Regions from separate parts of the Mus musculus genome. Here region 2 is linked to region 1. A link is a loop called in an ENCODE intact Hi-C map of the cell type or tissue named here. Cell type or tissue: gastrocnemius. All regions are shown on one strand. Links, peaks and the distances in the headings refer to the core of each region. The heading gives the core; the rest is flanking DNA.

Region 1 (16,467 bases), core at 3,190-11,189:
CAAATGCCTACTAAAGGCTTGGCTTCCTGCCATGTGGTGGGTGGCGAGCTGAATAAGTAGAATGGATCTGAAGAATATATTTTAAAAAGGCAACTGCCATAAACTAACTTCGCTCCTCCCGCGGTTACCTACTCCGAAAATTAATCTTCCTAAACCAGAGTTCTGAATAGTTACTCTCCTTAATGATCTGCAACATCTTCCCATTGCTCCCTATATTAAATATAAAATATGGCGTGTGTGTGTGTGTGTGTGTGTGTGTGTGTGTGTGTGTGTGTGTGTGTGTAGGAGTCAAGCTCCCTGCCAAGAGCCGGGCATACCCTCCCCCACCCCCACCCCCTATATTTCTTTTCCTAGCTACTCTTTAAGGACCGTCTTACCTCATCAGAAGCTCAGATCATTCCAATCAATGCTGGAGAGGGTTCCCAAGTGAATTCTGCTCCTTCAGTCCTGGATGAGCCTCCATTCCTTTCCAGAAAAGTCAGGTACAAACCTCATCTCCAGAAGTGAGCCTTCTGTCCTAGTTACTGGCATTACCCGTCTCCCCTGGTCGTTTGCCCCTCATGCTGCCCGAAAGTGAAAAAAATCCCCAGAGATACTAGACAATTCTTTTTTTATTATTATTATGAATGTGTGCTTTTATTTCTAAGAGCAAGGTTCACCGTTTTCATCAAAATTTTTAATGGGTAAAGTCGAAAGGAGTAGTGAAGCGGGCAGTGGTGGTGCATGCCTGGTACTCGGGAGGCAGAGGCAGGCAGATTTATGAGTTTGAGCCCAGCCTGGTCTACAGAGTGAGTTCTAGGACAGCCAGGGCTACACAGAGAAATCCTGTCTCGAAAAACAACAACAACAAAACAAAAACAAAAAAAACCCAACAACAACAACAAAAAGGAATAGTGAACTCTGTGGCCAAAGTGTCCTGCTCTTCATTCCCCGGAGATGCCTCCGCTACCCGCTACTCTGTAAAGCTCCTGACTTTAGTATTCCACTTTAGACATGAAGAAATGTGACCTCATCCTTCCTCTAAGTGTCTACGGCGGCAACGGGGTGGGTGGTGGGTGGTGGTGGGGTATGACAATAACCTTTAGATTTATTTGTTTTATGTATGTGAGCACACTGTTGCTGTCTTCAGAAACACCAGAAGAGGACATCAGATCTCATTACAGATGCTTGTGAGCCACCATGTGGTTGCTGGGAATTGAACTCAGGACCTCTGGAAGTGCAGTCAGTGTTCTTAACCACTGAGCCATCTCTCCAGCACCCTCCCAGCCCCCCTTATTGCCTTTTTCTCCTCCTTGCCTGCGTGTGTTCAATCCTGAGCACACTGTCCATCTGTTTCCAGGCTTATGGGTACCTTGAGAGCTGCGACTGTGTATTCGTGCTATAGGGTCTGAGGTGTCTACGGGGACTTTATGGTACTGTAGGGTGAGTGGCACCTCATTTTAGGATCCCCAAGGAAAGGAAAGAATACTGCCACGAATGATCATTGGGTTCTTATCACTTGGGTCTTAAAGGTTCGTTCTTATTTAAATATCATTTATTTCTAAATTTCAAAAGGGACTTTAAACTATCACTACCACGTACACAACTATAACTAAAAGTCACTCCAGAATTACAATTACTTAGCCTTGAGCCTGGCACTTCTGAATCACTTTTGTCCCTGTCTGTATTTTTTCTATGCATTTCTATTAGATGCCATACTGAGTTTTAGCAAAGCAGTTTCTTAGGAAAGAAAATGTTGCCTGCGGGAGTTCCCTCCACGGCCCAACTCCTAATCTCTGATGCTGTACTTCCTTTGATCTTGCCAGAGACAGTTTAAGGTAGGTGTTTGAACAGCACTAGTATTTCTCCAAGGGTTGATGAACTGAGGGCTTCCAGTCATATCAGTCACTTTGAATGATAGCTAAGGTCAAGCTCGAGGAGTGTCCTTGTGTCCTGACTTCTGGGAGCTGGCAGGAATTATAAACTACCATTGGTTATATAGGACATTCTATTTGAAAGATGTTTAGATGTGTGAGAGAAAACAGTTTCCTGTATCAATGGAATTTACATTATTATCATCGTTTTTCTGAGGAAAGATCTCACTCCGTAGAGCAGTCTGACCTCGAACTCACAGCGATCCACCTGTCTTTGCCTCCAGAGTGCTGGGATTAAGTATGTGCCCATCACACCAAGCAAAATTTACTTTATTATAAAGGCATCTTGATAATAGCCCCAAAAAAGTGTTCAGCTGAATAATAAAAGGAAAAGGAGCAATTGAGAAGCAGAGGTGAGGGCTGGAGAGATGGCTCAGTGGTTAAGAGCACCGACTGCTCTTCCAGAGGTCCTGAGTTCAATTCCCAGCAACCACATGGTGGCTTATAACCATCTGTAACAGGGTCTGACGCCCTCTTTTGGTGTGTCTGAAACCGCAGTGGTGAATACATTAAATATATAAATAAATCTTGAAAAAGAATTTAAGAGAAACAGAGGTGAGGATGGAACTGAAACATTGTCACCTCTAAGAGTCTTTAGTTTTTTTTCTGAAAGAAACTTTGTTGATGTTTGTGCAGCTATTTATATGTAAGTTAGATGTCCAATGGGTCTTACCAGTTACAATTTGACTTTGAGTCATTTCTTTTTGCTGCTCCCAGACACCCCTTCTCCAGGTTGGTCCTTGGCATATGGGGAAAGTTGCTGTGCATGCAGGCAGGAGAAGGTACAATAGAAATGAAGTACTGTAAAGACTCAGAGTAGGGAGAACATTGGAAGAAAAGCAGCAGCTGGCATAGCATCCCACTCTGGGAAAAGGAAGTAGAGTGCTCTTGGCCAAAGCACCAGCAAACCTTCCCTAAATGAGCTACATAGGTGTCTGCACAGATGTACAAAGTATGTTGTGCAAAACAATACAATTCTTGCATTTTACACATAGAGACAAAGTATCACAAGCAAACGAGAAACAAACAGCCGACCTGACCTCCTGCCTGAAACATGGCAGTCAAAAGGGGCCAGCAGTCCCTTGTTCCAAAGAAACAGAGCTAAGTTCTGGCAGGGGAGAAGGGCTCGCCCACTCCAGGACACAGACTGTATTCTCTTGTTCTCTTGGAACAGAAGCAGCTCACTGTAATCTACAGAACTTTAGCCTCGAGTTTGGCAACTTTGAGAAGAAGAGGGTCCTGGAGAGGATGACAAAACCAGGCAGTGAGGGTCATAAAACAATACCCAAAGAAAAGGGAGAAAGAAAGAAAAGCAAAGTGGCACTTAACATTACGAAGGCAAAGCAGCATTCTGTCCCAGAGAGCCTGACTCAAAAAGGAGTCACTTCGGTAAATAAAAGGAGAGGGAAGAGGTACCTTTGTAAAAATGTGCCAGAGGCTAAGAAAACAGGCAAATAGGCAGCATTACAGATCTCAAGAACAAACATGGGCATGAAGCCAAGTTCTAACAGGAAGGGGAAAGGTAATTTAATGGAAATGGTAGCCCTTAGCACAGTGGTTCTCAACCTGTGGGTCGGGACCCCCTTTCATAGTCCATCAGATACCCTGCACGCCAGATATTTCCATTATGATTTATAACAGAAAAATTACAGTAATGAAGTAGCAATGAAATAGCTCTACAGCTGGAGGTCACCACAACTTGAGGGACCAGTGTTAACCTTGCATTAGCAAGTCTGAGGACTGCTGTTGTAGAAGGGGGAGGGGGCAGCAGAAGTTGCTGCTCTGGGTCTGCTTGTTCCTCAGAGGAGAGTCTTTAAGGTAACCATGTGGATGAGTCCCTGTTAGCCCAGGAGATCAGGCGAAACAAACAAACAAATCCAATGACAATACTCAGATGATAGAATCTTTGTAGTTGGAAAGTCTATGAGATTAAAGGTTCAAAGATGACACTTAGTCAATAGACTTTCCTTGGAGGAGTATATGCCGTGGCTGGTGGGAGCCCACCTAAAGAACTCAGATATAGAGATGTGCAGAAAATCAACTTAACGGAGTGGTACCCATACACCAGTGCTTTCAAAAGTACCACGAGGACTCTGCTTTTACAATTTTTCAACTTTTCTGAGCTTAATAATAAAAAGTTAACTGTGGCTAGAGAAACAGCTTAGCAGTTAATAGCTCTTCCTGCTCTTCCAGAGCTGCTGAGCTCAGTTCCCAGAACCCACTTTGGTTGGCCCATAACCTCTTGTGACTCAGCTTCTGGTATCTGCCACCCTCTTCTGGTCTCAGGGGACACTGTACTCTTGTTCCTCAGAGGAATACACACACACACACACACACACACACACACACATACACACACACACACACACACCTTTTAAGAGTTATTGAGTCAGGTATGATGGCTCATGCTTTTAATCCCTGCACTTGGAAGGCAGAGGCAGGAGGATCTCTGAATTCTAGGCTAACTTGGTCTAGTTAACCTTTTAATATGCTAATGTTATATAGATTAAAAATGCTACAAATTCAAACTCAAATATTTTTGATCATAGCAGTAATAATCATTCCATCTTCCGTAGCTATTGCAAACAATAAATCCAACACATTTATCCTATTAGAATCTGTGAATTTCAAAGGACATCATGTACAAAATGGGTTGATGACAGAGTCGAATAGAAAAAATATTGGCTTTGCCTAAAATGAACAAGAATAAAATATCGTTCTAGAATATACAATTAATACCTGCAAATAAATAGGAACAAGACGTCAGACCACTGGCATAAAGGAACAAAGGATGTGATCTGGCAACTTACTAAAGAGGAAAAACTAATAGGAATATGAAAATTCAATTAAAATAGTTAATAATATAACACAAGCTAAACCAATAATGTGTTATCTCTTTATAGCTACCAAAGCTACAAAAATAGGAGCTGGCAAAGTTGCAAATATCAGACATGCAGCTCTATAGGGTCTTTGGAAAGCCATCTAAGAATACATGTCACGTTAGAGCTTTACACAATATAGGATAAATCTTTTTACAGTTCCAGAATGGATCAAGCAGGGATGTCTGATGTAGAGTTATAACCTAGTGAGCAGAACTGGAGATGACACTGGAGTTGTCATGCCACTGTGAGAGTGAGCCAAGAGAGGCAGAATAAATGTTAGCATCTGGCAAAGTGCATGGAGCTGGAAAAACATGCTCAGTGACTCAAGTAAACCTAGGACAGGGCAGACATCTCAGCAGCTTTGGAGAACTAGAAAAATGAGTGTCTAGGAACGGAGGTAGGGCTCACTGATAGGCATCTGCTGAGCATGGGCAAAGCTCTGGGCTCAATCCCCAGTAGAGAAAAAGAAAATTCCACAAAGCAACTATGTGTGCAAAACACAAATATACACAGTAGAAAATTATTAACCTACCATAAAAGCAGAAAGATGAGAGTAGAGACAAGAGATATGAATAGAACAAGAGAGTTTTAACTTGCAGACATTAATAATGGTGCGTGCCATGAATCAGAGTATGGCTCATCTGATCTCCTGAGGAGCAAATAAAACATAATGACAATCTATCAGAGCAATATCTGAAAGATGAAGGGCCAGAATGAGTAATTCTTGCAGAAAAAAGTCCCCCAACTCTTGACAGCAAAATGAACTCGTTATTCCAAATAAGTACAGAGATGTGTGGTGCTCGGGCCCACAGAGGATTGCTAATAGTTGTTAGGGTGAGTGGTAACATTTGCTGAGTTTTCTGTAGGGTGTAAAGTTATTCCACAAGCACAAGGTGCAAACATGTAAGGCTGACACAAAGCAGGAGGAGGGGGCATTATCTTGGGCTCTTTCTCTGGAGATATGGGAGATATGGTCTTTTATTTCTGTCTCCCCTAACTTCAACATACTTTCTCTGTGCACCACCTTTTTCCTTCCTTCCTTCCTTCCTTCCTTCCTTCCTTCCTTCCTTCCTTCCTTCCTTCTTTCTTTCTTTCTTTCTTTCTTTCTTTCTTTCTTTCCTTCTTCCTTCTTCCTTCCTTCCTTCCTTCCTTCCTTCCTTCCTTCCTTCCTTCCTCCCTTCCTCCCTTCCTTCCTTCCTGTCTGTCTGTCTGTCTGTCTGTCTCTGTATGCCTGGCAAAAGTGCAGGGTCAGCTGTAGTGATGGGTAGATGAGATATAGAATTTCTTGATGGCAACTGTCCACTCCTATGGGGGAAGAGAGTTTTTGAGAAGTAGGCCGTGTAGCATAACAGACGCACTCCAAAGCATCTACACTTCACAGGTCATCAAGTGAACATTATGCTCAGATTTATCTATCTCCTGGGACCCCGTCGTCCCTTTCAGATGTTCCTATTTGAGGCGATTGTTTCTGCTTCCTAGTAAGGAAGGCGGGTCTTGTGTTTGGGTAGGATACTTTAAAGAAAGAATTATTTTTAAAGGCCCAGGTGGGGGCTGTACAAAATCACAAACACAAACAAAACAAAACAAAACAAAAATCTAGAAGCAGTGTGAGAGCTCTGTTGCAGATGTTGGGAGACAGAACCAGGTGGAGTGTGTGGATCAGTAAACCCCCTAAAGAGAAAGCGGGAGGGGAGGGGTGTCTAGGTGGCGTGAGGTGGGTAGACTAGATACCCAACCTCGGGTTCCGCCTTTGCCATTCATGGATCGAACCCGATGGAAAGCAGAGACGAATGTGAACAGTTTATACAGGCCAGTATGACAAGGACGAAGAGTCGAAGAGTCGTAGAGCCAGACAGAAGACATCTAGGTCTTTAGAGCTAGTATTACAAACGTTACAGTTAGCGTTTAATTTTCATGACCCACATAAGCCGTATTTTTCTATATGCTAAACCGTTTCACAAGACTCGGGGACTTGTGGGGTGAGGGTTCTCAACACTTTCTCCCCTGTCCTGTTGGAGAAGCTCTCCTTCTGTTCTGTTTGGTTAACGTACCAGGATTTTGCTAGATTTTATGAGGAATAAATACCGTCACAACACCCGGTACAGTCAAAAGCACTTGCGCCAAGCGCTGAACATTTAATTGGGTAGAGAGAAAAATAAATTACTCAAAAACGACGCGGGAGTCCAGAGATAAGGAAGACACACATTGTGGGAACTCAGAGATCCCAGGGACTCGAGGTACGTGGCGAGAAGGTTTTCTCGGGTGGTTAACTGAAAGGGGGCGATAAGGCGGCTGAGGACACTGCAGTTGTTTACTGGCGGGAAGTGCAGCCCAGCATTACACAATTCGCTAAAAATGGAGCTATCGCTTGGAGAGATTCAGGCTCCGCATCCTCGGACTGGACGGGCAGCTACCGAGCCTTCATGTGATTGGTAGAGGGCTCTCCGGCTATGCTCCACCCACACCCCCAGCCTCCGCCGAAGGGGAGGGGTACTCGGTTGGATGGGTATCCCACGCCCTGAGCTCCTGGGCAGGATCCTGCAGCTGCCCACCTCGGCCGCTGCAGTCACATCCCGAAATAGACCTTGTTTCTCAGAGGTGGACAAATCTGGATCCGGCGCGGGAGGGTTGGTCAAGGAGACGGCGCTCATTGGTTGTACAGGACGCGCCGATAGGCGGAGGAAGGCTGATTGGTCGCAGGTTCTGCCTGGTTCTAATCAGGTCAAGGCCTGCAGCGTCTTCGGGTGCTGCCGCCAGGTGGAGCTGGGCAGGGAGATGTGAGGACCTCGGGGAAGAAGAGGAGGATCAGAGAGAACTTCTGGGTTCTCTCTGGATTTTTTTTTTTTTAGGGGGCTGAGCTAACTCTAATGTAGTGGTTCTCAACCTTCCTAGTGCTGCGATCCTTTAATACAGTTCTTAATGTTGTGGTGACCCTCTCAACCATAAAAATTTTTTCGTTGCTACTTCATAACAAGTTTTGCTAGTTATAAATTGTAATGTTAAATATCTGATATGCAGGATATCTGATATGCATCCCAAAGGAGTAGAGACCCACAGGTTAAGAACAGCTGCTCTAGGCCCACCTAGTCATCTTGTCTTCTTGAATCCAGCCTTTCCGGAGCCCTTCTTAAGTAGTTATCTGGTTTTGCGTGGACCCTGCAGCTCTTCCCTTCAGGGGGCGGGGGCGACGACAGCCCACAGCTGCAGCAGGGGAGATCTGGCACAGGCAATAGCTTGTGAGCCCTTCTTATGACCTGTTCCACCTGGGAGGCTTGAGAGGACAGTTTCAGGTCACCCCAGGTCGGATTTCTCACTAACTCCTAGCCCCCAACCCACCTTCTGACATGCTTGTTGAACGCACATATGCAAGAAATCAACTTTTTTTGGGGGGGGGGGGTTGGAATTTCAGTCCTAACAGCCAGCACCCCTTCCCGATTTGCACCTAACAGCTCCTCCGAATTCTTCATGGTTTAGCTAACATCACCTCCTTGGCATTCTTCCGGACCTCCTTAGGTGAGCTAAGGACAGTAACAAAGTTCCACTGCAGTGTAGCTGGTGAGTTTACCTGCGGTCAGTCTCGGGGACACTGACTACCCAGGGGCAGGTATGCTACTAAAGGAAACATTTCTCTCCTTGGAATCCTTGACCTTGGATAGCCCCACTCCCACTTCCTCTATTAACTACTTAGGTGTCTTTAGGAAGAAGAGGGGCCTCATAAGCCTCTCCCTTTCACTGACGAAGTCAATGGAGTGTGCAGGTCACCTGTAGGTGATCACAGCTGCTGAGAGAGAGGTCAAAAGGATAATAGCAGTGTCGTGCCAGAAGAGAAGGGGGGTAGGTTCTGGGGCAAGGGCACTGGAGTGAGAATGGTAGCCACACCCTTTAAATACTGTGTAATCTGGGAAAAAAAAACCCACTAGGAACTTCTGTTTTTGATGTCAAATAGTGATCCTACTATCAAGGGATTCAACTGTAAAGGTCTTAGGACCAACGTACTTAATAGCCTTGAGCTGTTGTTATCTGGGCTTCAATGTTGTTTTACACGGACCCTTTAATAACACAGTTCTTGCCCTGTTCATAATCTCACCGTCTAGAAGTGCTCAGAACTGTCGGGGAGCGGTTCTCAACTTGTGGGTCAGGGTCGCCTAAGACCATCAGAAAACACAGATATTTAGGTTACAATTCATAACGGCAGCACACTCACAGTTATGAAGTGGCAGCGAAAATAACCTTATTATTTCATGTGTGGGGGTCACCACAACATGAGGAACGGTGTTAAGGGGGTCTCAGCATCAGGACGGCTGAGAACCACTGTTGCACGGTTGTGATGTAATTTTCAAAAACTGACTCAAAAGCCCACTGTCTTTTTTCTCTGCCTGCCCTTTCCCGGCTTGCTTTTCCTTTTCCGAGACTTTTTTGCATATTGGAATTTCAAACTTAAGAAAGCTAGGACTCCAGACTCCATGGTGACCCGGAAGGTCATGGTGACCTTCCCCTCAGTTTGATAACTTTAGACAGGGTTCTTCTGGGTTGTAAGTCTCTCCTCTTTTTTTCTTACAGAACTTACTTCAGAACACGTGCCACTGGTAATTTTCTCTGGGCCTTTGCTATGTATGTAAGTCTTAGAAACTTACTGCCAGTTTCATGACCCAGAAAAGGTCTTCTCAGGACCTGAGCTATTGAAGGTCTGTCCTTGAGGAAGATTGGTGTCCTCTCTCTCAGCCTGTGTGTGGGTTAAGAACCTGACTCCAGGTGGGTAAACCAATAGTTTTTTTTTTTTTTTTTTTTTTTTTTAAGATTTATTTATTATATAAGTACACTGTAGCTGACTTCAGACACACCAGAAGAGGGCGTCAGATCTCATTATGGGTGGTTGTGAGCCACCATGTGGTTGCTGGGATTTGAACTCAAGACCTTTGGAAGAACCGTCAGTGCTCTTACCTGCTGAGCCATCTCGCCAGCCCAAATGATAGTCTTAAAGTCTGGGACAAGTTTACTTTCCCTTAGGTGAGACCGATTAGCAGCACAGGTCACTTCTAGCGGCCCTCCCTTCCAGGAGGTTGGTTCTCTTCTTCCATCTGTATGGCATCCAGGAATGGCCTTACTTGATGGGCCATCTCCTGACCCAGTCCACCCTCCTCTCTCTCTCTCTCTTTTCTATTTTGTTTGAGACAGGGTTTCAATATATACCACTGGCTATTGAGCATGCCCCACCCCCTTTAAGAATATTTTTATTTAACTTAAAAAGTAGTAAGATCTACAAAATATATCTCAGGGAACCCTTTCTTGCCTTCTTGCTTTTTTGTTAATCCTCCTAACCCTTTCTTTCTCTTCCTGTATTCATCCTGCTTGAGACTTGCCAACTCTTGGATCTCCCTGTCTCCCCTTTACTTTCACATCGAATGTGCCCTGCTCCCTTTCCCTCCCCTCCCTTTCTCTCCTCTCCCTCCAGCCCCTCCCATTACACAGTCTTTGTCCCCTTTCTAGCTTTCTGGTCCCTACAGGCCTTCCAAGTCAACAACACAAATCTACAACTTTGAATCTAAGACTTGAGAACATTCATCGTTTATCGGTTACCATAGTACAATGCTCCCCATGTCATTTCGTTTTCTTCCCCCCTACAGATTTCACTGTTTTTTAAAAGATGAATACAATTGCACTGTGTGCAGGTACTACACTTTCAGTATCCATTCTTCGGGTGAGGGACAGCTAGGCTGACAGGATTTTCTGGTTATTATGAACAGAGTCTCTGGTTCAGGATACAGAGCCCTTTGGGTAGATGCCAGAAGTGTTACAGCTGGATCATATGTTAGCTCTATTTTCGGTGTCTTCAAAACCTCTGCAGCAATTTCCTTAGAGGCAGCACCAGTCTACGGTCCCACAGTGAACAGGGGGGTCCACTTTCTTTACAGCCTCACCAGCATTTGAAGATAGGGACTGAACTCATTCTTTGTTTTGATTCTTTAAACACTTTTTACTCTTATTTATTTCTTGTGCACGTGTGTGTTTACAAGCACCTACACACCACAGTGTCTCTAAGGAAGGCAGAGGTAGGGTCTCTAGGGAAGGCAGAGGCCAGGGTCTCTAAGGAAGGCAGAAGACAGCTTGTAGAGTTTGTTGTCTCCTCCTATCTGTCTGACTTCCAGTAAAAAGAGTTTATCTCAAGCTCATTTACTCCATGAGCTGTCTGATCTCCCCAGCCCGGTCATTTCCTTTCCCTGTTGCTTGTGGAGACAGGGTCTCACTATATAGCCCTGGCTGTCCTGGAACTCACTAGGTAAACCAGGCTGGCTTAGAACTCACTGCCACCACACTCCACTGTCACTTGTTTTCTTGATGACAGCCATTCTGACTGGTGTGAGGTGGAATCTCAAAGTAGTTCTAGTTTGCATTTGCCTAACGAATTGGCAAATGACATTGAACATTTTAAAAAATATGTTTATGAAATGTAGCAGCAATTAATGAAAAGAAGGCCCTGGATTCAAAAGATGGGTGCACGGGAGGCTTTGGAGGGAAGAAAGGGAAGGAGGAAAGGATGTAATTATTAGAACTTTCCTTTGAGAACCCTCTGTCCAGTTCTACAGCCTACTTTTTAATTGAGCTGTTTTCTTGATGTTTAGGTTTTTTTTTAAGTTCTTCCTATGTTCTAGACATTAACCCTTTGTTCATTGTAAAACTAAGAAAGATTTTCTTACAATTTATAGATTACCTCTTCACTTGACTGATAGTTTTTTTTTCTTTTTCTTTTCAAGGTAGGGTTTCTCTATGTAGCCCTGGCTGTCCTGGATCTCACTCTGTAGACCAGGCTGGCCTCGAATCTGCCTCCCTCTGCCTGCCAAGTGCTGGGATTAAAGGCAAGCCACCACCGCCTGGCTACAGACTCAGTTCAATCACACAAGGTCCCATTTGTTGGTTGTCTGACCTTCTACTCATAAAAGCCTGTGTCTTGATGTATACCCCCACTTTTTCCCTAACAGCCAGCTTTAGAGTTTCATGTCTCATGTTGGGGTTCTTGATGCATTTGGGGTTTGTTTTTGGATATCCACAAGTAGACACCCAGTTTCCCCAAAACCATCAGCGGAGAGGCTGCCTTCCTGCAATGTGTAGTTTGACCATTTACCTTCATTTCTTATTCTACTGCTGTGTAAAATATCCCAACAAATTCGATAAAAGAAAAGGAGTTTATTGCAGTTTATAGTTGAAGAGCAAACTGTCCATTCTGGCAGGGAAGATAAAGTGGCAGGATCATGTATCTACACACAGGAAACAGTGGATGACTGATCACGTTGTATCTATACACGGGAAACAGTGGATGACTGACCTTACTCTGCTAGCTTGCTGGGTTTTATACGGAACCAGGAATGGTCCTGCCTACTTGTAGTGTGGATTTCCCAACCTCAGTTCACTTAATCAACATAATTCTTCATGGGCCTGATCAGAGGTTAAATAATCCCTCAGAAGTATGGAGGCTTGCTTCCCAGGCACCTGTAGATCCTGTGTAGTTGGTGACATGCACTACCAAGGCATCTGTCAAAACTCAGATGGCTAAAGTTACATAGAATTCTACCCTCTAATCAATTCCAGTAATCTACATGTCTGCTTTGTTTCCAATACCAAGTCTAATATGGCATATTAAAAGATTGAAAAGTCACTTATTCCTAAATGTATGTGCAAAAAGTTCCCCCAGGGGATGGCATGTAAAAGAACTATACAGACAAGATAGAGTTAAATACTCATTGACTCTTGCGGAACACAGAGGAACTAGTCAGGAAAGCCTCACGTCTCCTTAAAGAAAATTCATGGGAAAAACAATTCTGGAAATAAAGTCAGAAATGAGCCTGAGACATCAGGAAGAACTTCTAGGTCTGAGTCTAGTGGCAAGGCTCCTTTTTAGAGCTTCCCCAGAATTGAAAAGCGAGGTGCTGAGAAAAGCAACCTTCTCCCTACTGAGGAAACTTCTCCAGACACCCTCCTTCTGGGCAGATCCTGCCTAAGCCAGGCTGCCTCTCCCAAGAGCCCGCCCCATGGCCCCCTTCATTTCCTTGTTGCGGAAGCTGTAGATGACCGGGTTGCACATGGGCATGATGATGGTATAGAGGAGGGAGAAAGACTTGTCTTTGTCAGGCCCATGTGTACTGCGGGGATTCATGTAAGAAAACATGGCTGAAGTGTACAAAAAGATGACCACAGTCAGGTGGGAGGCACAAGTAGAAAAGGTCTTCCTATGGCTTGAGGAGGAGGCCCTGTGGAGGATGGAGGCCAGGATGCGGGCATAGGAGGTGATGATGAGCACCATGGGACTGAGCAACACCACAATGGCATCCACAAAGATCAACTTCATGGTGAACTTGAGGTCCCCGCAGGAGAGAGCGATCACTATGGGAGCCTCACAGAAGAAGTTCTCTATGTGGTTGTCTTTGCAGAAGGGATTCCTGAATGATATATACTCAAGAAAGATACCATTGACCATCCCAAAGATCCAGGAAGAACACACCAGCCTGACACACACCTTCTGGCTCATGATCTGGGCATAGTTCAGTGGGTGGCAGATGGCAACATAACGATCATAGGCCATGAAAGCCAAGAGGATGCACTCGGCCACACCCACTAGAAAGACCAAGTACATCTGGGTCATGCAAGAGACAAAGGAGACAGTGTGGTTCTTGGTCACCAGATGGACCAACATCTGCGGGATGGTGGTGGTGATGAAGCAGACGTCCAGGAAAGACAGGTGTCCAAGGAAGAAGTACATGGGGCTGTTGAGCCTGGGGTCAGTCCATGTGATGAAGATGATGAGGCCATTCATGGCCATGGCGAGGCTGTAGAGAGCCAGGAAGAGGGTGAAGAGCAATGCCCGTGTGGAAGGGGAGCTCTGCTCAAAGCCCACGAGGATGAACTCAGTCACAGTGCTGCTGCTGTTCTTCGGGTCTGCTGTCTGGGACCTGTTTGAGGATGGGGGACAGGGAAAGCACAAAGGATACAGCTGTATGGGAGCTAAGATGGTCACCTGGACCAGACACCCAGCAAGAGGCTTTCCCTGGTGTGATGGCTATTCTTGGTTGTTAACTTGACTACATCTGGAATGAACTACAATCCAGAAATGGAGGGCACACCTGTGATCCACATCTTGAGGCTGGAAGACACAGGCTTCTGACTGGGATCTCGACATGGGATGATACATGCTTTTGATCCAGATCTTGAGGCATAGTGGCCATGAAAAATTTAGGCCCAGGCAAGTTAGTACATGCCTTTAATCCCAGGAGACTGAGGCAAGTGGATGTTGAAATACATCTTTAATCTAGATTATATGTTCTACTGGAGGCCTACATAAGGACGTTGGAAGAAGGAAGACTCACTCTTCTTTGCCTGCTTGCACTTACTTGCCAGCACAAATGTTAGAACCTATTTTTTTTTCCAGGATTCCAGCTTATACAAAAGACAAGCTCAAACACCTAGCCTCAAGGGACTAGGGACCTACTAGATTCTTGGACTTCCCATTCACAGCTGCACATTGTTGGGTTAGTTGGGTTGCACACTCATTACAATAAATTCCCATAATATATAGAGAGATATTCTGTAAGTTCTGTGACTCTAGAGAACCCTGACTAATACACCCAGTGATAGGGAAAGTTTTGGAATTTATCAATCTCTGGTAAATCTGTGTAGTAATGGCATAGAAATGACAAATGCCAGGGTCACCACAGGCTCTGTGCATAAATTCTAATTTTGGAAGCTGAGAAAGTAATCGCCTTGACTGTGGACTGATCAGATGCCCTGTGGAGTGTGTGTGTTCCATCTCCTCTGATTTCTCACTCCATGAACTACTAGATTGTTTCTCCATGAGATTTCTTGGTTGATCAAGGCATCAGCCGGGCCCACTGGCATCATCGTCATGTGGGAAAGTTCTAGCATCTAGGACTACCCTGGTGGTCTGGAAAGGGGAGGGAAGGCAGAAGACATTGTTTAATATGGACCCACAGTCCTTCAGTCGGCTGACATGTCGAGGCTAAGATAATGAATGGGCAACATACATCATCAGTGAGCCACAATCCACAGTTCTTGGACTTGGCCAAGAAGAAGTTGGAGTTTAACTCTAGGAGTCACTAGACCCCACTAAAGGACAATGCTTGCCTGTAGTTCACTGAGCAGAAATAAGGCTAGCCAGTATCTTGTGCCTTGTTAGGTACCTTAGCAGCTGGCCAGTCAGACACCCGTGTCCATATGTGGGATTTTTGTGAGGCAAACCACGCCCACCTCATCCCGTGGTTCTGCAAACCACACCTACCTCATCCCGTGGCTTAGCTGCTCAGGCCGTTTCACTGAATCGCTGTCCCGAGAAACAGAGATGGCATGTTGTTTGAGGAAGAGCTGCTCCAGGGAGGATGGTCTGAGCTGGTGGGCCACTCTGGAAGACAGTGGTACCTGGTGAGCTCTGCAGCTCTTTGGCATCTATGCTACTACAGACACATGTCTTCTTAGGGACATTACCACACTGCGTGTGCACGGCACCTTCTAGTGTAGGTGAGAGCTGTCAGCCTCATGATGCCCTTTGCTGAGACACACTCTTATCTCCTCACTTGCCTTTCCGGTTGTATATTTTGAACTTCCTACCCTTTTAAAGTTTTTTTTTTTTTTTTTTTTTTTTTGTGTGTGTGTGTCCATGTCTGACTTAAAAATCCCATGCTCTGGGGCTGGTGAGATGGCTCAGCAGGTAAGAGCACTGACTGCTCTTAAAATCCTGAGTTCAAATCCCAGCAACCACATGGTGGCTCACAGCCTTCCTTAATGAGATCTGATACTCTCTTCTGATGTGTCTGAAGTCAGCTACAGTGTACTTAGATGTAATAAATAAATAAATCTTTAAAAAAATAATCCCATGCTCTAGCTGGGTGCTGGTGGTGGCACATGCCTTTGATCCCAGCACTTGAGAGATAAAGGCAAGTGGGTTTCTGTGATTTTGAGGCCAGCCTGGTCTACAGAGTGAGTTCCAGGACAGCCAGGACTACACAGAGAAACCCTGTCTCAAAACAAATCCCTGGCTCTTCTGTTACTTTAGGAAATACAATAAAAAGAAAACTGTAATTTTGTTACAAACTCCAAACAAACAAAAATACCCTCACTCTCAAAAAAATGTTACTTCTGACAAAGAATGTCCTAACAATGAAGCGCAGAGGGGTTGGAGAGATGCCTTGGAGTTTAGGAGCACTTCCTGCTCTTCAGAGAACCTGAGTTTCTTTTCCAGCACCCACATCATGTATCACAATCATCTGTAACTTCAGGTCCCATAGGTCTGACACCTGTGGTCTCTGTGGGCACTTGCTCTCATAATAATAAAGTAGGGGCTGGAGAGATAGCTCAGTAGTTAAGATCACTGGCTACTCTTCCAGAGGACCGGGGTTCAATGCCCAGTACTTACATGGCAGCTCAGTACTGTCTATAACTCCAGCTCCAGGGGAGCTGACACCTTCAGATAGACAGACATGCAGTCACAACACCAATGCACATAAAATAAAAATAAATAAATCATTTAAAAATAAATACATTTTAAAAATAAAAAATAAAATTATTCTTAAATTTAAAAAATAATTTTATTTCATTTTAATGTGTATACATGTGTTTCTATGTACTGCTTTTATGCATGGTCTTTGCAAAGGCCAGAGAGGGGGTCAGAT
Region 2 (16,467 bases), core at 2,766-10,765, 290 kb after region 1:
AGTTTATTTTTGAGAATTTAGTTTGAGTACTGTATTTACATCATTTCCCCCTCCCTCTTCCTCTTCTAGCCCCTCCCATGCCCCCACTTCCCAAATTCATGAAGCTTCTTTTTGAAGCCCAGGCCACTACAGAAACATACAAATGGTCAAAACCCACAGAACCCTGGACATAGGGTGCCCAACACCAACTGACACTTCTACAACATACTCTACACTACAGACTCAGGGGACACCATGGAACAAGGGGTGGGGAGGTCACGGAAGCCAGAGGACCAGGGCATCTGCTTTGAGACAGTGTTTATACATGACAGGGAGCTGTACCCACAAAATCTCAGCAATGTGGCCACCTAAACAAAACCTGAAAAGTGACAACAGATGGCATGCCATTGAGGATGGGGAATCAAGTCCCCGCTCCTACATGAATAACCACAAGCAAGAAATGACCACCGAGAGAGGAATTAACCAGTCTGCTCCAGGGACGAGCCCCTGATAGGAACGCCAACCCTAAGCAACCAGCCCAAAATACATGGACACATGAGCGACACTAAATGAACTCCACAGGTCATATTTATAAGTGTGAAAGCAAGTATGTGTGCTACAATAATAATTCAAGAACAAGAGGCCATGCTTTAAACTCTTTAAACTTCATATCTGAGTAAGATAAGTCGCAAATGTGTTCCGTGTAAAGAATGTTTAAGTTGAAAATACTATAACAACTTTTTCGGAGGTTTTTTTTTTTTTTTTTTTTTGTCAGCTAAACATTTTATTAGATTTGTGGAGATATCTGAACAACACGATAACATTATAGTTAGTAAAAAGGCACTTCCTCTGGGGAAGGAGTCTAAGGCGGGAGGCACAGTAGATATGTAAGCAGAGCGGGTGATACCGGAAGGTAAAAAGGGGTGTGCATGTGTGTGTGTGTGTGTGTGTGTGTGTATGCTCAAGTGCATTTGTGTGTGTGTGTGGGGGGGGTGCTCAAGTGCATTTGTGTGTGTGCATGCTCGTGTGTCTGTGTGTCTATGCATGTGCATGTGTGTGTGTTTTCAGAATTTTGTGCATATATGCAATGCGTATACCTATAACCTACTCATATATCCATGATATTTTTACATAATAATAGAACTAAAACCAGAATACTGGCTGCCTCAGGGCCCTCTTGTGTGATGTAACCCACTACAAGGGCAACACAAAGAAAGAGTCAGCCACGAGGACCCACTCAGATTCAGAGCGGACCTGCTTAAGGGTCTCTCTAGGGACTTCCTTCATCCTCTCAGGTCTGAGGATGACTCCAAGTCCCTCTGGCCATTGTTATTTGTAAGTAGAATTTTGGAAAACTACCCTTCCCCTTGGACATAAAGACTATGGGGATGAAGCCGTATTCAAAGGTCTCCTGTGAGCTAGAGAGACAGTTCAGCCATTAAAGGCTAAGGCTCATCACCAAAACTTAAGAGCTCAGTTCCCAGAAGTCCCTGCATCCCCTAGGCCTGCATCCCCTAGGACTGAGCCGAGGGGAGCCCACAGAAACCAAGTCATACCTGTGCCTTTGTGCAGCACTGGAAAGGATGTGTTCCACGCATCTTCCTCCGAACACAGCAGGTGTGGGCCTTGGGATCCAGGTAAGGATAAACCTTATTCACATCCATCCATCCCGACAGCTGCCCGGTCGGGGACCCCAGAAGGGGAGGAGTCATAAGGAGAGCGAGATCAGATCCCCACTTATGAACCTGAGTTATCTTTTGCGAAGAAGAGAGGCACCTTCTTCTCCTTCCTCTGGTCTCAACTGAACCTTGTCCATTCTACCAAGTACCGTTTACCCCTCCTCCTTTGTGGGAGATGATAGCTGTAATGTGCAGAAGCTGAGTGGTCTAAATTTGGTAGGGCTTCATCCATACCCAATTCAGATCAGAGAACCTCAGGTCTTGGGCTAAACCCTGAGAGTGCAGTGAAAACCGAGCACATTGTAGATTTGCTGAAACTAGAATTCTTTGGAAGGGCTGATGCACACACACATCCTGAGCCTCTGTTTTGAGGGCCTCCCCCATCTAGCTTCCATTAGACTGTGTGCCACTTCTGCTTGGAGTCGCATACAGGGGGACAGGGATTTCTATTCAGACCATGTCTTTCTTAGGATGTCTAAACTGGAATGGACCTTGGAAACCATCTAGTTTCCCAAATGTTTCCCTTACATTTATTGGAGGTGGTGGGTGTATCCACTGCATGTATGTGGAGCTCAGAGGATAACATGTAACATGGGTCCCAGGGACGGAACTCAGATCATCAGCCTTGGTGATCAAGCATCTTTACTGGCTAAGACATCTGACCTACTCTACTAAATCGTTTTTATGAAAAATTCAAGTGATTTACAAACCCATGAAGACAGAGAGAGGGTGTGTACCTCATGTTGTATCAACAGCGCTTCCAGCAATTATTCAGACATCATTATGGTCTGTCATCCAGACAGCCAGAACGTTTGCTGCTGATTTGTTGTGCTGGTCAATCCTCCTGCAGCTGCAGCTTGACTCCCTTTGGAAGCAGAGCAGAACACCTCTCAGCGTCCTGGGGTCTGTCCTCAGCTTCTTCCCGTTCTTTCTCCTGATTTCTAACCCTCCTTCTCCTTCCCTGCCTTCCCAGGTCTCCTCTACACGCTTTCCACACACCTTCTCCCCTTTGGCCAGGAGCTCACTGCTCTGAGCTAGAAAGAGCTGAGGATCCCACACAGAAAGAAAGCCACATCCAAGCAATCACCTCTCCCCGCCCGGCCCTCCCTCGAGTCTGCGCAATTCACCATCCAGAAGCGCCGTTCACCATCCTGGGCACACAGGGCACAGCACAGCTGAGCAATTTTCTCAGTACTTGTCCCTCAGCTTGCATGCTTCATGGAAGTTAGAAATGTCACTGAGTTCGTGCTCCTGGGTCTAACCAGCAACCCTCGGAGCCAGGTACTGCTCTTCATACTGTTCTTGGTGATTTACCTCCTGACCCTCGCGGGGAACCTGCTGATGCTGCTGCTAATCAGCTCTGACGCCCACCTTCGCACCCCCATGTACTTCTTTCTGAGGTACCTCTCCTTCATGGATGCTTTCTACTCTTCCGTCATTGTGCCCAAGATGCTGAGGAACCTCACGTCTGAGCGGAAGACCATATCCTTCCTTGGGTGTTTCATTCAGATCGCCCTGGTCATATTTTCTGGGGCCACCGAAGCCTGCCTCCTTTCCGCCATGGCCTATGACCGGTTCCAGGCTGTGTGCCACCCGCTGTTGTATGTGGTCACTATGAATGGAAAGGTATGTTCTGGGATGGTGGCTGTATCTGGGGCCATAGGAATGTGTGTCGGCCTGGTTAACACCCTCCTGCTAGCTCAGGAGAACTTCTGTGGCCCGAACGTCATCCACAATTTTGCCTGTGAGCTTCCTCCAGTGCTCTTGTTAGTCTGCTCTGACCCCTACGCTACTATTGCCGCCATCCTGACCACCTTGGCGACCTTAGGTTTTGGTTCACTCGCCCTCCTGCTGGGATCCTACAGCCGTATCATCAAGACAGCCCTGGGCATCAACTCGGCCACAGGTCGGAGCAAGATCTTCTCCACGTGTTCTTCTCATTTCCTTGTGGTTACCATCTTTTATGGCTCAGGAGTGTTCAGGTGTGTCACGCGGTAGTTCTTACTCATAAGTGCTGAGTGTCCCTTTCCTAAACTGCCCTTGACCTACCAAACAGCATTGCTGTGCAGCAGGAAAACACCATCCTGAAGTTCTGTCCAGGAATTTCAAAGGCTTGAGCTCCTATCCAGCTCTGCAGGTTTTTGAAAGGGGAAGGAGGGAGGGAGAGAAAGGAAAGAGACAAGTATAGGGGGAGGGGGAAAGGGGAGACGGAGAGGGAGATGGAGAGGGAGATGGAGAGGGAGAGGGAGACGGAGAGGGAGAGGGAGAGGGAGAGGGAGAGGGAGAGGGAGAGGGAGAGGGAGAGGGAGAGGGAGAGGGAGAGGGAGATGAGAGGGAGAGGGAGAGGGAGAGGGAGAGAGAGAGAGATCCTGTAAGCCAGGCATAGGAGTACATACATGCCTATAATCCCCAGCACCAAGAGGGTCACAAGTTCAAAGCCTGGGTGGCCCAATGAGACCTTTTCTCCAAAAGAAAAAGAAAAGAATCCATTTTTTTCCAAAGGCTGAATTGTCTGTTCTAGAAAGGAGCTTAGACAAAGACTAAACATTTTTATACTTTATTAACCTATGATTTGAGAGTTCTCAGAGGGCAATGCAGAATCGTTGGAAGACTTTGATGTAGTGCTAGACAGAGAAGAGAAGTACCGCATCTTTGAGGGAGACACCAGCTCTCTTTCCTGCAAGGGAAAGTTGGCCCACACTGTGATTATTTGACACTAACTGTTCACTAACTTCCAGATGTGGCCAGGCTCCGTGTTGGCGTGTAATCTCACTCCCACAGTTATTATTAACCTCCATGTCAGGTAGACAGCTTGAGTTTGCAGAGTGAACAGAGTATTCATCAGAAAGCCCCAAACAAGATGGCTGTGGTCCCAGCTAAGTATATTTCATGGTCTCCCCCTTTCTCAAGTATAAGCATCTCTAACCATCGAGCTTTTCCCTACCAAGAGACAGATAAATAATTCCTGTGCTTCTGCTCCTGAGCTGGGCATGAATCCACTGCCCAGTGTTTGTCTCCTTTGCTGTGTCTGGGAGAGAAATGATAAGGTTAAAGCTGGATGTGTGGGAGCGCTCACCCAAGTCTGGGGATAAATATCACAGATACCGTAAAGCAGCAATAAGGTTCCTCCTACTTATTTCGCAGAAATATTAGAAAGATAGATGATTAAAAATTATAGCTAGATGAATACCTTTCCCTTTAAGACTGCTTGTGTCTGTGTGTGTATAATGTATGTATGTGTGTGTGTGTGTATATATGTGTGTGTGTGTGTGTGTATGTGAATGTGCATGTATGTGTGTCTGTGTTTATATATGTGTATGCATGTGTGTATGTGTGTGTTAGTGTGCATGTTTGTGTCTGTGTTTGTGTGTATATGTGTGTTATGTGTATATGTGTGTGTGAATGTGCATGTGTATATATGTATGTATGTGTTTGTATATGTGTATGCATGTGTATATGTGGTGTGAGTGTTCATGTAGGCATGTGTGTATGTGTGTGTCTGTGTTTGCATGTACATGTATGTTACGTGTGTATGTGTGTATATGTATGTATGTATGTGTATATGAATGTGCATGTGTGTATGTGTATGTCTGTTTGTATATATATGTGTGTGTATGTTTATGTGTATGTATGTGTATTTGTGAGTGTGCATGTATGTATGTCTGTGTGTGTATGGATGGATATATATGTATGTATGTGTGTATGTGTATGTATATGTGCACATGAATGTATGTGTGTATGACTATATGTGGGTGTGTATCTGTGTATGCCTGTATGTATGTGTTTGTATGGGTGTATGTGTGTATGTATCTGTGAGTGTGCATGCATGCATGTGTGTCTGTGTGCATGTGGGTGTGTGTATATGTACATGTGCATGCACACACCACATGTGTGCAGAGGCCTAATGAGGGCATTAGATCCTCTGAAGCTAGAGGTACATGTGGTACTGAGCTGTCTGACATGTATACTCCAAACTGAACTACAGTCCTTCATTGCAGCCGTATTCTCAACCACTGAGCTATCTCCCCAGTCCCTGGATATCTTTAAAATTAAGTCCACAGAGTCCATAAGGAGCAAGCACTCTTGATAAGTCACATTTGTACCAATGAAGATAATGCCATTGAAAAAGTAATAATGTTTTTTGGGGGAAATAACCCAAGGGATACTTAGATATGCCCAATGATTTAATCTCAGGATGTTAAATTAAAGTCATATGTTCTGCTTAATCCACTTTCATCTCTCACTTTATTCACCGATTTGGGCTCCTTCTCAAGCCAAAGAAAAATAAAACTTAAAAAAAAAATGTATTCCATCAGGCATTATAAAAATAATGTGCTGGAACTGAAGAGATGGCTCAGTGGTCAGAAGCACGCGCTGCTCTTGCAGAGGACCCAGGTTCAGGTCCCAGAGCCTACATGGTGGCTCACAACCATCCTTACTTCCAGTTCCAAGGGACCAGGAACCCTCTTCTGGCCTCCGTAGCTACCAGCCATTCACATGATGCACATACACATATGCACACAAACACTAATACACAGATGATGATGATGACGACGATGACAACGACGATAGGCTATGATTGTGAGAGTAATCCTCAGAGCGGTGCATGTGGGAAACAATGGCAATGTTGTAAACTAGACACGTAGTTTTGCAAGAAACTGAGTGAGAAACTGAGTGAGAACCTGGTGTGTCCGAATTCTTGTGAATATAGAGAAAAGGTAGTATTGTTGTCATGGCTACAAGCCAAGATGCTTGGAAGAGTTGGAAGTGCGCTAGAAACGCTTTAGTGCGATCCTCACCTGAGCCCCTTAGTACACAGAACTTGTTCTCGGCTGACTCCTCCCTGTGATCTCACCCGTGCTTGGAGGCAAGTGAAGGCAGAAATGACTGACTTCCCAGTGTGGGAGTGAGGTTCCATACTAACACCCAGCCTGACCACAAAGAGAAGTTAGCAAACAGCTGGCCTTGGGAGAGCTCACCGGTTGCCATGGTGATGGTACCCTGAGGTGCCAGTTGTGCGCTCAGTGAGAGTAGGATGGACCACAGCTCTTAGTGGAGTCCAGATCCTCGTCCTGAGTTCACGTCGCTCCTTTGTGTAATCCCTCCTAAGGTACATGACTCCAGCATCTGGCTCAGCCTTGGAGCAAGTGTTGTCTTTGCAGTACAGTGTGGTGACCCCACTGCTAAATCCCCTCATCTACAGCCTGAAAAACAAGGACGTCAAGGCGGCTCTGAGGAGGATGCTGAGCCGGAAGTCCAGACTGACCTTGTAGCCAGACTCTCCTTCTCCATCGAGGATAAGAGTTGTAGAGGGGAAAGGTGCTAGAAGAGGTCTTGCCACTCGGCCACCTCCATGTCACCTCAAGAATAATTTCTCTCCCTCCACTGCCCTGCCCCCTAGTGGCGGGATATTAGGAAACCTCCAGAATAGAGCAGGTGATGCCTGAGACATCCGAAAGACCCACTTAGTACATTAGGAAATCCTCGGAGCTTCGCTAGCCTCTTCTACAGCTATTTTTTTTAATGAAACAACCTGTCAGACCACCAGTGAGGATAGTGCCACGTTCTGAGTAAGTAGCACCTTGCCTGAGTAAGACTCAACTCCCATTTGTTTCCATCTCCCCTACCACCACCACCACCACCACCACCACCACCACCACCCCAAACAAAAAAATCCATTGCAAGATCTAAACCTGCAAGTAAGTGAAAAAGAAACAAATTAACTGTGTCTCTAGAGCCCTGTCTTCATTCATAAAAGCAGTACCCGGAGCAAGGCTCACCAAATCCACAGTTGGTACTTGTGAACCACCTAACGGATGAATGAAGAAGTAGCGAATCCACCTGAAGATGCCCTTGTCCTGCGTGGGCCTAGGAGACCCGGAAGGTGAGGACCACCAACTAATTTTAAGTTTCCTGAGGACAGAACTTCTAATAACTTCTGTGTCTCCGTGGTCTAGTTCATCGTTACTTAATAGTTACATTAGATAGGGACGGAGATTAGTGAGTGATGGAGGAAGGGAAGGGAGAGAACATCTGAAAAGGAACACTGCCTTTGCAAGTGATGTGTCAGAGAAAATATCCCAGAGGAGAAATCGGAAGAGGAGAGAGACTCCATCTTGTGGAGCACTGACCTGAGTCCTTACTGTGAGCTCAGTGGATACTATATGACAGATCTTCCTCAAGCCTTCCCACCTCCCACCTGAACCTCCTGCCTGGGGTTTGGAACTGTTCCAGACCTAGAGGAAAGAGAAGTTGGAGAAGCAGAACAAATGCCCAGCCACCAGCCTCCAGGACACTCTGCTCACAAGAAGTCATCCCAGACAGAGCGGCAGTTTCCCATCCGGCTTCTTCCCCGATGCCAAGAGGACTGCCCATGTCAAGTCTGCTGCTGTAAGCAGGGAGAGTGTGGCTTGGTGGTAGGACATGTGCATAGGAAAGGAAGAAAACAGCTCCCTCATCATCCCACGTGAGGTGACAGCAGGTGACAGCATTTCACTTGGAAGAAGGAAGGCGGGAGGAGCTAGCTAGTGCTAGCTGTCCGTCAGATGGGATAATCACGCTCGACTGAGTCACAAAGGTAACATTTGTTCCCACAAGACAACTTATAATTCTTATAATTCTGTGAATGCCATGTTAATTATTGAGTAAATAAAATACGCAAGCTAGTGGGGGGAAGAAGAACAGACTAGGCACAAGTGTGTGCCTGAGAGTAGCAAATGCTGACCTCAAATGTCCTCTGCTGTCGCTTGTACAAAAGAACATTATCAGTGCGCCTTACTTAGGAAGTGGTTTCCCACTTACACAGAAACTGAACCGAGGGAAAGAACAGTTGAAAGACTGCCCCACCATCCTGATACATAACAGGGATGGATATACACGCATTTTATTTTATTTTGTTTGTTTGTTTGTTTGTTTGTTTTGGTGTTTCAAGACAGGGTTTCTCTGTGTAGCCCTGGCTGTCCTGGAACTCACTTTGTAGACCAGGCTGGCCTCGAACTCAGAAATCTGCCTGCCTCTGCCTCCCAAGTGCTGGGATTAAAGGCGTGCGTCACCATGCCCAGCTATACACACAACCTTCGGTAGCAATAAATGACTGGATGTTTAAAAACAAAACCTGATTACATGCTGGCTCCCATTCTGCTTCTTGCTCCCCCAACCTAGAGCAAGGTTGTATGATCCTGTCTCTCCTGTCTTCCTTGTGCAATTCACAGTTGCAGGGCAGAGTCATTTGATCCCAAGTGCAATCGTGCAGTGGTACATACACCACCATCCACCATCTGTAGCATTAGATCTGATACATCACTTGTAACCATTCCATCTGATACACCGACATCCATCACTTGTAACCATTCTATCTGATGCAATTTGTAACCGTTCCATCTGATGTACGGCCATCTGCTATCCATAACACTTGATCCCATGGGCAGTCCTACAGCTGCACACTGCTCTTCACCGTCCTCACAGAACCCACACTGTGAGACTCTCAAATCTTGGACCTTGAATCCCCAAGGCAATGGAGCTAATAAACTCATCTCTTTATGAGATAGCTGCCTCAAGTATCCCCCAGTGATAATGATGCAAAGGCAGCCGACATGACCAGAACCAGGACACCAGGACACTCATCAGCACAGTCCAGCTTTGCCATTTGATGGTGCTGGTTCCTTTTTTTTTTTCCCCAACCATGAGGCCGTCTGAAGCAAGTGCAAGTTGATGGCTAAGGGGAAAACATGCAAGTTCAGGGAGTAGAATGAACCTCTGACTCTACCCTTCCACACACACCCATGCTCAGGGCGTGGATAAATCCTGGGGACTTGGAGAAGCCTTTGTACCATGATAAGTATGGGAGAGATAACATGCAGTGTCACAGGAGAGACGACATAGTGTGTTTAAATTTACACTACAGTGTAACGATGGATGCCAGTTATTTCCTAGGAGTGTTTTCACAGATAAAAGGCAGCTCTACACACACACACACACACACACACACACACACACACACACACACACACACCTCATTTGTGCCTATAGATTTGCTAAGCATAGGAGCTTCATTTAGGAGCTGATGATTGCTAAGACAGAAGAAGTCTCAAAGGGTATTGGGTAGTGCAATAGTTTCCATTGTCTCTTGACTGGGTTTAGAATTTCCAGGGAAACCCATATCTCTGGGTGTCTATGAAGGTGTTCCCAAAATGTTTAGGTAAAGAGAAAAGACCATGCCTTAAACGTGGGCAGCATCATCCCATGAGCTAGTTTCCAGACTGTATAAAAAAGAGAAAATGAATGTAATTCCAGCGTTCATCTCTCCTGACTTCCTAACTGCACACAGTGTGGCCAGCATTCTCTACAGTCTGCTGCCAAGGCTTCCCTGCCACAGCAAACTGCATCCTCAAGCCAAGAGCCATTTAAACCCATCCTCCCCCTAAGTTTTATCTGGAATGTCCTCACATATATTTTTTAAAAGAACTAATACGGTGGAGATCTTTTGAAGCAGGAAATCTCAGAAAACCACCTAACTCAAAGCTTCTTAAGAGAAATCAGGTCATGCACATGGGACAGAGGTGAGCAGGTCACACTCAGACCAGCAATGAGTAGCAAGAACGAATGGCAAGGCCAGGATCTGACCCCTGCCACACATCCTACAATCAAAATAAGGAAAGTTCTGCAAGCAGTCAGCTTAAAAAACAAACAAGGTTCAAGACATGTGGTAGAGAAAGACCAAACCAAAAGGCTCCATGTGAATACATTCTTAAGAAATGGTAACTTTCGCCGGGCGGTGGTGGCGCACGTCTTTAATCCCAGCACTTGGGAGGCAGAGGCAGGTGGATTTCTGAGTTCGAGGCCAGCCTGGTCTACAACGTGAGTTCCAGAACAGCCAGGGCTACACAGAGAAACCCTCTCTCGAAGAAAGAAAGAAAGAAAGAAAGAAAGAAAGAAAGAAAGAAAGAAAGAAAGAAAGAAAGAAAGAAAGAAAGAAAGAAAGAAAGAAAGAAAGGAAAGGAAAAGAAAAGAAGTGCTGTATATGCTGTATATGTGTGATTTCCAGAGAAGAGGTCTTGTCGCAGCTCACCTTGAAAAAATAAATTCCTCAGCTCCCTCAATCATCTGTTGTCTCATAACTATTCTGTTATAACTTCTACCACCCCAGACCCTGTCAAAACCCCACCTATATTTCCAAATCCAGTTAAATTCCACCCCTGAGAGTCTAAGTGTGTGACCTCACACACCTGTAATCCCAGTGTTCTGGAGCCTGTGGCTGGAAGATGAGTGGAAATTCAGGCCCAAGCTGTATAGTGAGATGCTAAGAAAAAAAGATCCACCACTCTCGTCCTCCTTGGGAGCTGAGGTATAGTGTGTTTGTGACAGGTACACATTTGTGCATGTGAGTGTCGAAGCCAGGATTAGCCTGGGGTTTCCACTTCTCAGGAGCTAACTTCATTGTTTTAGGGGACAGAACCTCTGAACTAGGACCTGAGGCTCACAGATTAGGCTAGACTCACCAGCCATCAACCCCCAGGGATCCTCCTGTGTCCACCTCCGCAGAACTGAAACCACGAGCTCACACCACCATAGCCAGCTTTTCATATACACGCTAAGGGTCAAACCCGGGTCCTCACACTTGCTTGGGTAGCCCTTTATCCGCTGAGCTAATTCCCCTGCCCCTGGGTGCTTTCTTGATCTCCATTTTTCCATTTCCCTCAGATGCAAATTATCTTTTCTCTAAGAATAGGCAGGGCTGGGCTGAAGAGCTGTATCTGTGGTTTCGAACACTACAGAGGACCCAGTTCAATTCCCAGCAACCACATAGCAGATCACACCTGTTTGTAACTCCAGTTCCAGGGCACCTGATGCCCTCACACAGATATACACCCAAGCAAACACCAGTGCATATACATAAAAATAAATGTGTCATTTAAAAAGCTAATTCTGTTCGGGACATATTTCTAGCCTCTCGTTAGTCTTGTAACACCGCTCCCTGTATTACAACTATCTGCATTGTCTCCCCTAGGATGAACCCCTCGAACAACTTTGTATCCCCTGTGGTTGCTGGATGGCCAACAAATTGATACAGATAATGCTGTTCATGTTCCTGTGGTAAGCTCTCCTCCTTCAGCAGCGGGTGGAGTGGCTACGACCTGGAACTTCAGAGCCCTGCCCTATTTCCACCCTTTCCCTGTAGAAAGAAAACACCGACAGACACATCAAGTCTGGCCCTTTATTTGGGACAGGAGAGGGCTCTCTCGATTTTGTAAAACCCCCATCGAGACCCTCGCCGTCACTAAGCAAGGGTTTGCAGTCCAGTGCGCCAGTCACACTCCCATAGGGAAAAAAAAGTCCTCTAGAGTCCGGTGGTGTCACTACAGGGTACAAGGCTCAGAGGCAGATCATCTTCACAGGAATAGCAAGAGCCAAGCTGAGGTAGCCTTAGGGAAGAGGCATTCCTGACCACGGGGCAGGAGCAGCAAGGACGGGGGGGGGGGGGGGGGGGGCTCAGGGCTTCTCACAACGCCACTGTTCAAGCTTCTCAGAGCACATGGGCTTGTAGGCTTTCCTGATCACAAAAGAAATGGACAAAATGAATGGGCTGGCTGGAACTTTCTATTTAACTTAACTATGCCAAATAACTGTTCCGTTATGACATTTTCATACGTGTATATCATCATACTTTGCTCAGCTATCTCACATGCGCACGTGCACACACACACACTTTCTCCCCTCTTAATGATGGTTGTCAGTGACTAGCATAAAGCTGCATTTAGGTTCGTCCTCAGGGTGAGGTGAAAGATTGTAGAGAAGAAATGGCATGGGCTTCTAAGTGGAATGAGGCTCACTATAATAATAACAACAACAATAACAATGATAATAATAGGACTAGTGGAGCATGGCTTTAATCTGAGCACTCGGAAGGCATAGGTAAGCAAATCTCTGTGAGTTTGAGGCCAGCCTGGTCTACGGAGTGAGTTCGAGGATAGCCAGGGCTACACACACATACCACAGACACACACATACACACACAAACACTCACTCACAAAAACCTCTCTCAACAAGCCAAAATAATAATAATAAAATCAATAAGAGTTCAGATCTAGGAAAGATGTGGAATAATACCACAAGGGCTTTAAGGATGAGAACTGGCCAGGGGAAGAGAGTCCTGGACATCAGTCTTCCAACATGGAACTTCATATCGGGGAAGTTGTCACACAAAAATGACACGAAGAAGCATTTTAAATGTAGACCTTTGGGACTCTAGATGAGTTTTGTTTTGGAGACTCCATCCAAAATTAAATGGTCTGGAGAGGGAGGTCAGAAGAGAGCAAAGACGACGACTTACCAGTAGTCGATTCCTTTGATAGCCAGGATCTTCTTGGCACACGCTATGTCATCATCCAACTCGTCATCCAATAACTCTGTTATAACAGAGTGCAGGAAGGAACAAGACAAATAAGAAGTACAGCTCAGTGGACTGGTTCCTCTGGCCCCAGAGTCAGGGGAACTGGTTCTGAGTTGAAGGTTTGGCCTAGAGACTTTCTATATGAAACGGCCAGTCTGATAATGCCTCCCCTCCATGGGAACTCCATTCCCTTCCCTAGGACACCTCACGAGACAGCATCAGATTCATCACGCCCTGAAAATACAGCGTATCAGACTTCAAGACTCACAAGTGTCCCAAACTACCCTTCCCTGAACCTTAGGGGACTCTCTGGGCATGTGGAGATCATGACCAGTGACCAGGTTCTTACTAAGCACTGCTATCTCAAGTCATATGGTACCCAGCACACCTGAGACATGCTGGGTACCAACAAGGAGGCTGCCTGGGAGGACTCGGAGGCAGGCTGTAGAGATACAGAAGAGTGTGGTGAAAGAGGATACTCACTGTCACAGGAGATGCCACAGATGTTCTCCGACTCGGGGAACTCACTACTTTTACACCAAAATCTGTCACTGATCTGGAAGAGTCCGTACTCTGTGCTGCCGTTGTCGTTGACAACAGCTTGTGTGTCGTAGCCACTGGTATGAAATAAAACACAGGCCCCTGAGGGAGACAGAAGAAAGAACTTTCTCAGAGATGTCTCAGAGTACCATAATTGAAACACTGGTTTCCCGGGGGGGGGGGGGGGGGGGCTTCCCAACCAATCTCCAAAAGTGGTGAAGTCCAGATTATCTTGGTGAAATGAGAAAGGCCAGACAATGGGAGACAGGCAGGGCAGGAGAAGTAATTGAATACAAGAGGTCAAGACAGAACAAGAAGAGGTACGAGACCACACCACGAGGAGACAGAGAAGGAGGAGAAGGGAGAGGTGGGAATGGAAGGAAGCAGGGACGTAGTATGAACTCACATTCAAGCAAAGAGATGCCTTGATAGCCATCTATGTCTTTAATGGCATGGGACACCTTGCATTTTGTAAGCTCTGTGGCTTGAAAGGCAGGCAACGACAAAATACACACCAGGAACAAAGGAACGAAATGCATCATTTTGACTGCTCCTGGACCTTGTAATGCAGACACCGCTCACTTCATCTGCTTTTATGTATGAAGAAGGCCTCTGGCCTCCTGGCACCGGGCCTTCTCTCTAGGAAGACAATGATGAAGAGATGCTTATGCCAAAATAGAAACCCTGAGCCTGCCAGCCTCCCTCCATCCTGCCACCCTCCCCCCATCTCCTGCATCCAGTCAATACCAAGTATTGTTTTCTTCCCACATAATTCCACACATGACCCAGCTTCTCACTTGGCTCTGGTAAACCTTCATTTCTTTTAGGGCTGCTTCCAGGAAGCAGGATTTCCTTAACCTACTTTTGGAACAAAGGAGGCTTCAGAGACAATACAAGGGAGGTGACTGGAAAACACAGTTGGCTACAGCCAACTCCATGCTTACCCCTAAACACATACAGAACGTGGAAAGGGGATGTATCACATCCTAGGATCAAAGGTGATATTTGTCTGTCCAACCTAGCCATAGGACAAAGTCCAGGAAAGCCCCTTGATATGGAGACTCATAACTGAGAGCCTTGGGAAAAGGGATGGAACATGGTGGCATTTAGCATGAGACTCAACTACTACTTGGATCCCAAGACTTCCTATGGAGGGAGATAGATAATGTGAAAAGTTTTGTGTAAAAATATCTAGCTGTTCTATAAGAAACTGCCAAGCGCCGGGCAGTGGTGGCGCACGCCTTTAATCCCAGCACTTGGGTGGCAGAGGCAGGCAGATTTCTGAGTTCGAGGCCAGCCTGGTCTACAGAGTGAGTTCCAGGACAGCCAGAGCTACAAAGAGAAACCCTGTCTCAAAAAAACAAAAAAAGAAAAATAAAAAGAAAGAGAGAGAGAGAGAGAGAGAAACTGCCAAGCGCCCTGCCCTCAATCGCCTCTGCCATAACTAGCTAGATGCTTTTTGGTGTCACTAAGACATTGTGTCAATCCAAGGCTAATTCCATAGCAACATTGTTAATAGCAACATTGTTCATAGCAACATTGTTCATAGCAACATTGTTCTTGGGTAAGTGGTCCTTGATAGCGAAGGTTGGCCACAGACAGGAAAGGGTCCTGGGTAAGCTATAATAGGTATCTCCCCTAAGCAAGTCAGGGCCAGGTACTAGTTTCAAATAATTCCTGTAATTTTCTGTCATGGAGTACTACACTCATGGCATCAATAATCCTTTCCCTCCTTCCTGCCTGTGCTCATTTTATGAACCTGATTTTTTTTTTTTGACGTCTCCCGAGGTCTCCATCCTAACCAAGCCACCTAAGACTTATAAACTGGAAGTCTTCCAACTGGTTATTATCTGTAAATCTTCAGAGACAGAGACACTCTTCTCTGTTCAACCCCATCCCCCTCTACACAGTGTAACCAGTGTATAACACAGCATGACTGAAACTCGTGTGGAGGATGTGAAACCCAAGATGGATGAACAGAAACCCCTGAATGGAAAGAGACGCATGCTCAGAAACACTGCAAGCATGCTGACTCTGCGGGTCTCCTGTGTTCTACCCGGAAGGACTGGGAGGGTATGGGACAAGAACGGGAATTCTGTCACACTGAGCAAGTCCCATGGGGACTCAGTGGGGATGGAAAGATGACCATGGACCACACAGGAGAGGACTGCATGAGAAGAGTTAGGTCTGATGGAGTCTTCCCAATGGTGCTATCTGTATAAACTGCCTCTGGCCCTGGGCTGTGGAATGAGTATCTGTGATGGAGGGAAATGGAGACCCACAGTCTTGGACCACAGGCATTTCCCGCACTTCCAGGCACACCTGCTTGCCCGTAATATGATCGTATCTCTGCCCTTCCCTATAAGCAATAAAAAGCAGTATAAGGTCCAGGAACTACAGCTAAGTCCAGAAAAGGAATCAAGTGTGCCCCAGGCGAGAGGAACCGTTTGTTTTTAAGAGTGGGGCCACCTGAGGACAGAGAGCTAATGGGGACAGCTGCAAACGTTCAGAGGAAGATGTCAGTTCCTGGAGCTGGAACAACAGACAATAAACACGGCTTTGAAAGAGGAAGAAATGGGAAGGCGGAAGTGTGGCGAACGCTGAAGCTTCCTGTCTGGTTCCCTTTTCCGGGAATGGGGGAGGTGGGGAGGGTGGTACTGAAGATCCTTCACAGAGAGGCTGAGGTCCACATCAAATGGCCAAAAGGTCTTTACCACACACTTTTCTGGATTCCTTCAAAGATATCCCAGAAACATCTGTTCATTCTATCAGGAAAAGTTAGTGTTAAAACCAGATGTCACTGTCTGGGGACTTCTGGAAACTGAGTCCGGCTTCTGCTTCTGCAGACTTTACCATCTGACTCCGTAGTTTGAAAGTAGG

What was found. A loop is a pair of places that touch in the nucleus more often than their neighbours do. Peaks named below come from ENCODE experiments on the same cell type or tissue, not always from the same donor. Only the 100,000 strongest peaks of a DNase experiment are listed, where the experiment ranks them.
Region 2: it touches region 1 in a loop (2.8-fold over the local background); 7 of 42 quality-filtered maps call a loop at or near these places.

Annotation. Positions count from the first base shown.
Region 1 is chr15:98,174,054-98,190,520 of GRCm38, forward strand. It overlaps Gm33909 (a long non-coding RNA gene), which reads left to right and starts at 6,480. Exons shown (of 4, transcript XR_384431.4): 1 at 6,480-7,032; 2 at 9,356-9,547. Olfr288 (olfactory receptor 288) reads right to left here. Exons shown (of 3, transcript NM_001011733.2): 2 at 15,081-15,200; 3 at 11,960-13,737. The coding sequence starts at 15,085. The coding sequence ends at 12,786. In gastrocnemius, for the core only: a CTCF peak has its summit at 7,544 (motif pointing right); DNase peaks (open chromatin) are centred at 7,391 and 8,037; H3K4me3 peaks cover 1,450 bases; H3K27ac peaks cover 4,972 bases.
Region 2 is chr15:98,468,543-98,485,009 of GRCm38, forward strand. It overlaps Lalba (lactalbumin, alpha), which reads right to left and starts at 14,141. Exons shown (of 4, transcript NM_010679.1): 1 at 13,994-14,141; 2 at 13,531-13,689; 3 at 12,988-13,063; 4 at 11,858-12,207. The coding sequence starts at 14,129. The coding sequence ends at 12,147. It also overlaps the pseudogene Olfr240-ps1 and the pseudogene Olfr280-ps1. In gastrocnemius, for the core only: a CTCF peak has its summit at 7,066 (motif pointing left); DNase peaks (open chromatin) are centred at 7,048 and 7,941.